2 separate regions of the Homo sapiens genome follow, and region 2 is linked to region 1. The links are chromatin loops, found by intact Hi-C in ENCODE. Cell type or tissue: PC-3. All regions are shown on one strand. Links, peaks and the distances in the headings refer to the core of each region. The heading gives the core; the rest is flanking DNA.

Region 1 (2,824 bases), core at 317-2,816:
CTAGCCAGACGTGGTGGCATGTGCCTGTGTGCCCATCTGGTCAAAAAATACCTTGTTCTCCAATCACTTTTTTTTTTTTTTGAGATGAGGTCTCGCTCTGTCACCCAGGCTGGAGTGCGGTGGTGTGATCTCAGCTCACTGCAACCTCCACCTCACAGGCTCAAGTGATCCTCCCACCTCAGCCTCTGGAGTAGCTGGGAACACAGGCGCTCACCACCACGCTCAGCTAATTTTTATACATATATATTTTTTGTAGAGGCGGTGTTTCACCATGTTTCCCAGGCTGGTCTCGAACTCCTAAGTTCAGGCGATCCACCCACCTCAGCCTCCCAAAGTGCTGGGATTACAGGCGTGAGCCACTGCGTCTGGCTTCCAATCACTTTTATCAGTAATAATACAATATAGTCAATCCTCAATACCTGTGGATGCTGTATTTGCAAATTTACCAACTCCCAAAAACTTATGTGTACCCCAAAATCAATACTCACAGAGCATTTGTGGTCATTAGTGACATGGAAGAGCAGCAAAAAATTTGGGTGACCCAACACCCATGTTACCATGTAGGATGAGGTGACACTCTGCCTTGTTTCAGCTTTCATTCAGAGATGACCAGAGAATGGAAGTGATAGGGGACACAGCAGTGTAGTGAAGAAGCTCCAGGCCTGGGGTCAGTTGGAGGGAGTGTGAATCCCAGCACTAGCACCTCAGGCAAGTCCCTTAACATTTCTAACACTTCTAAATCTCCTCTTCTGTTTTGTAAAATAAAGAAAATAAAATCTACCAGAAAGAATTACTTTGGAGTTTTAAGGTTATAATCTATGTAAAATGTGTGTGTATGTATATATATTATATATATACATACGCTACATATATTGTGTGTGTTGCATGTATGTATATACACACACATACGTATTTCCCTCTAGGAGAAATGGTTCAGTATTTGCTAACGGTGTTCAAGGCAACTTTAATAGAACATAACTAACCACAAATAATGAGAATCAACTATATATTCATATAAAAGAGAGAACAAGAGAGAAATACAATGAGGGGGAAATTTCATGAATCAAATATATGTATAAACTAATGAGAAAATTGCATGTATCTCCTTAAATGCTTACATTTACTTTTGTTTATGGAACTCTAAACCAAGTTATACTTAAATTGCTTTTGTTAAACTCTGAATAGAAGGTATTTACAAATACATGTAAAAACAGTAAAAATATCAAACCAATTTTGCTTTTAAAAAAATAATAGTTGCACATAAAATAATTTCCACTAGAAGGAGCTCTAACATTACTATTAATAATAAAATCTTACAGTTGCAACTGAAGGATTTAAGCAGACTAAAATGACTGATTTTCCCAACTGGAAGTTAACTTTCTTGTCTATACTCTGCTGCCACATTTAAAACATAAGATTTTTTAAAACATAAGATTTTTTAAAACAAAATTTTAAAACCTGAGCTTTCATTTAAAACATATCCAGTCCTCTCTAATAAGCAATCATTACTCACCTAAGACTGCTGTGCGCTCAAGAGGTCTGACTAGTTTGTAGGTCATCATAAATGCTAATTCCAGTCAACGAATTACTGCTACCTGTAGCACCATTTTAAGACATAGTCTGAGGAATAATCCAGTTTAATCTCAACAGTACTATTAACTACCTCATAAAATATTAGGCAAGTTCTCCTCAGACTATTTCATCTGTTTAAAAAGAAAAGGGTAACTGTGTGTGTGTGTATACATACATGCAATATATACAAAGCTTCTGTATACAGCCGGTACTCAACATATTGTCTCCTGTCCCTTCTGCTTTTTATTGTTCATTAAACTGTTACTATAAGCTCTGAAAACATTCTCCTGTTATAAAGGAAAAAATATGCCAAAACTCAAGTCTAAAATCTACAATAGTAGCAAAAGAGAACATATTAAAATCAAGCTGATGACTAGAAAATGGTTTGTAATTCTCACATATAATGTAAACACATCCCCCAAACTATTACTAAGGTGACATTAAAGTATAAAAAGATGCTTTTTGTAAATGATTTTTGAGAAGACTTGTATATGCAAACCAAGTCGATATCCTATTAGATAATAGAATATCCAGGAGGATGGATGATATACCTTAACTACCTTGATAGGTAGATTCAAACAATTACCCTGTGGTGAGGGATTATTTTAAAATCTGATAGTAATGACGGTTTGTTTTACTAAATCGAATAATCAACAAGTTAAAATATACAATCAGGTTCTTTGCTTGCATAGTCTTAATTAAAACTTGTTTCTGTTTGACTCACAGTAATCTACTCTTTTCTTTACAACTGTAAAATAAGAAGCCCTGATTACACTGCAAGTCAAGGTGAAAAACACTGCTAAATATGCATCAATGAAAATTACTCTCACCTAAAATGTCAGGGCACACTCTAATCATGGAAAATCAAAGTCCTTAGTCTATAAATTATATAGCACTCATTTAGCTTGGGTTGTCTAATATAACACAAGTGGCCACTAGCCACTCAGCACATGTAGCTATCAAATGTTTAAAATGGGGCTAGTCCAAACTGTGATGTGCTACAAGTGTAACATACACATTGATTTTGAAGACTTAGCTTGAAAAAAAGGATGCAAAATATCTTATTGGTAACTTTTTTTTTCTTTGAGACACAGTCTCACTCTGTCACCCAGGCTGGAGTGCAGTGGCGCGATCCCAGCTCACTGCAATCTCCACCTCCCAGGCTCAAGCAATCCTCCTGTCTCAGCCTCCCAAATAGTTGGGACTACAGGTACACACCACCATGCCCAGAAATTTTCTTTTTTGTATTTTT
Region 2 (2,824 bases), core at 52-2,551, 170 kb before region 1:
TCTTATGAACATCGAAATGAAGTAAGACCCACATATGCATACAACCTCTCACCAGTCTCTCTTCTCTGATCTCTCCCAATTCTCTATCCCCAAAGCCAAAACTTGGAAGGGGCTGCCATAGAAGATAAGAATAATAACTGTCATAGAAGTTAAAACACCTGGAGTTTTAAAAACAAACAAAAGAAGAATCCAGCAACAATAACAAAAACACTTATGAGAGTCTTGTGTAAAGATGGCAAAGCTGAAATTGGAAAACAACCGTACAGGACGCTTTCCAGCTTTAATCTTAATATGGCTCACCAAAGACTATTCACATCATTTTGATAAACAATGTGAAAGATTAATAGGCATCCATTCCTTAAATACTTTTGGGAAAGTAAAGAATTATGATTCATTTGAACTATTAATGTCAATTAGTCCTTGCAGCTTTTTTTTTTTAGTTCTGACTTAGCTAAGAAGAGTAATATTAGAAGAGCAATAGTTATAACTAGGAAAAATGGAGAATGAAGAAACATTTGTAGCCTTTCTTCTGAGGGTATTTTTGGAATACTAGTCATTTGAATATCGAAAGATACGTATATTTAGCTTTTTATTTGTGGACATTCCTAAATATTGTTAATTAACTTTTCCCCATGTCATAAAACTTTCTAGAAAACTAAATTTTAAGCTGGATGCTGTGGTGCACACCTATAATCTTAGCTACTTGGGAGGCTGAGGCAGGAGATTGCTTGAGTCCAAAGGTTTAAGGCTGCACAACTTAATGATCTGTGAATAGACACTGCACTTCAGCCTGGCAAAACAGCCAGACCTGCATCTCAAAACAAACAAACAACAAAACCCAACTTCAATTTGCAACAATGTAAGAAAACAAAATGTTATGTCTTATTTAGCTCATTAAGCACATTTCCTCTTCCAGAAAAACTGTAAGGAAAATTAATGCCAATTTACTACCTCCATGAGTCTAACACAACAATAGAAAATAATCCTGAAACCAAAATTATTTAAGACTTCTACATATCTTTCACAATTTTTCTCAATTGGGCAATCTTTTCCATAGATGGCTTAAAGTAAAATTTTTGAAGTCCTTCAAATTTCCTACTACAAGAAAACTAGGTTTATACGCTAGGGATAATGCTTATAATTTAATAGTTCTTATTAGGAGCTTGTTATATAGTAGGTATCCGTACTAAAAGTACCCAAATAAACTGAATTCAAAGATATTCACAGAATTAAAACTATTTTGAGGCATGCTTATCACCCGAGAAAGAAGACATGATCATGTTTTCCTTAAGATTCAACACAAATGTATAAAATGTCATGGACTGGACACTTCTAAAGGGGCCACACAGCAGTTGTTAACAATGAACAACATAAATTCCAAAAGTTTGGGCATTTAACTATTATTTGGGCATCATTAATAAATTAGTTGTTTGTTTCTAAACTCTCCTGATGCTAAGCAAATCCAGACCATCAGCAATCAATCTAAAGACAATGAGCCTACTTGATATCACACAATCTCATTAATCTTCATCTGTCCTACCGCATCCTATCACTCTTACGCAAAATGAACACTAGAGGACTCAACTTCAACTTCTCTTCACTATCTAAGCAGGAGGTAGAAAAAAGCCTCGGGGACTTAGGGACATCACAAGCAATTATTTCACCAGCCTAGTGTGCTACATCACAGCAAATGAGTCTGACATGTAAATGTGACATAGCAAGGAGTAAAATAACGCAGTTCTTGAGCTATGTGTCTCACTGTCTTTGCTAAAACACCAGAATCCCCAAGAAACTTTGGCTTTAGTCTCCCCAGAAGACATGAAACTGAAATACTGTCAAAAAGAGACACTAAATATGCACAACACATGGGTAACATAATGATATCAATTTCACTCCTGTGACAGTCCAGGAATTCTCCTTGTTTTAACATACTAACCTAAAATCATCATAACATAGAGGTTGTGGGGTAAGAGGCAACAAGATTGTAAAATATGCTAGCTAATTTAAAAGGCCAAATGCCTGGATTTAATGTAGCCAAAATTACACTATATATATCAATTTCTTTGACCCTACAATGATCTTTTTTTTTAATCAGTTTTAGCCTAAAAACATAAAATGTACTTTAACTCTTCGTCGCCTCTTTTATTCCTACTACAGTTTCTTCCAGACAATAAAGATGGTAAAAACTGTGTCTTTACTTCATAACAGGATGTTGTTGTTTTAATTGTCCTTAAAACTGTTTTGTTTCTACCAGCACATTCATGGCACAGTTTGAACATTACGTGCTAATCATACAAGTGTGGAAACAACTTTATAGTACTATTAAACAATATAAGTAATGTTCCACAGTAGTTCTTCAGAGAAAAAGTATCTGGAAAGGAAACAGACTTAAAATTTTACTGCATATTCTCTTGTATTTCACAAACTTTAGAGAACTTGACAAGGACATACACTTTTGATACAGTATATATCATCTGAGTAGTAACAAAAGTATAGTTAAAAAAAATTCATGTTCCACAGGGAGTTCTACCTGAAAGAGAAATGAATTAAATATTAAACTTTTTTATAATTATCACTAAATACTGAAGGCACTTTCCCCACCATAACTACAGAATATATACAGCACATTTAGGCCATGGTTCAAAATAAGAGGGAATCAATGAATAAAAAGAGGGATGTGAGGAAAGTGTGGATAAAAGATATATATATATATATATACACACACACACACACATATATATATATATATATATATATTTTTTTTTTTTTGTGGGGAGGGATATAAAGAAAGTGATTTTGTATGAGGGACCTTGCATGGTGGATT

What was found. Peaks named below come from ENCODE experiments on the same cell type or tissue, not always from the same donor. Only the 100,000 strongest peaks of a DNase experiment are listed, where the experiment ranks them.
Region 2: a loop joins it to region 1, with 4 times the contacts of the local background. A loop is called at or near these places in 3 of 110 quality-filtered maps.

The regions. Positions count from the first base shown.
Region 1 is chr4:122,929,532-122,932,355 of GRCh38, reverse strand. The region is part of intron 3 of AFG2A (AAA ATPase AFG2A); the gene reads right to left. Among named protein-coding and RNA genes, the nearest start is that of AFG2A, 7.9 kb to the right of the region's middle. In PC-3, for the core only: a CTCF peak has its summit at 1,284 (motif pointing right); no DNase peak of the experiment used is centred there.
Region 2 is chr4:123,094,976-123,097,799 of GRCh38, reverse strand. The region is part of intron 14 of AFG2A (AAA ATPase AFG2A); the gene reads right to left. Among named protein-coding and RNA genes, the nearest start is that of AFG2A, 170 kb to the right of the region's middle. In PC-3, for the core only: a CTCF peak has its summit at 1,584; no DNase peak of the experiment used is centred there.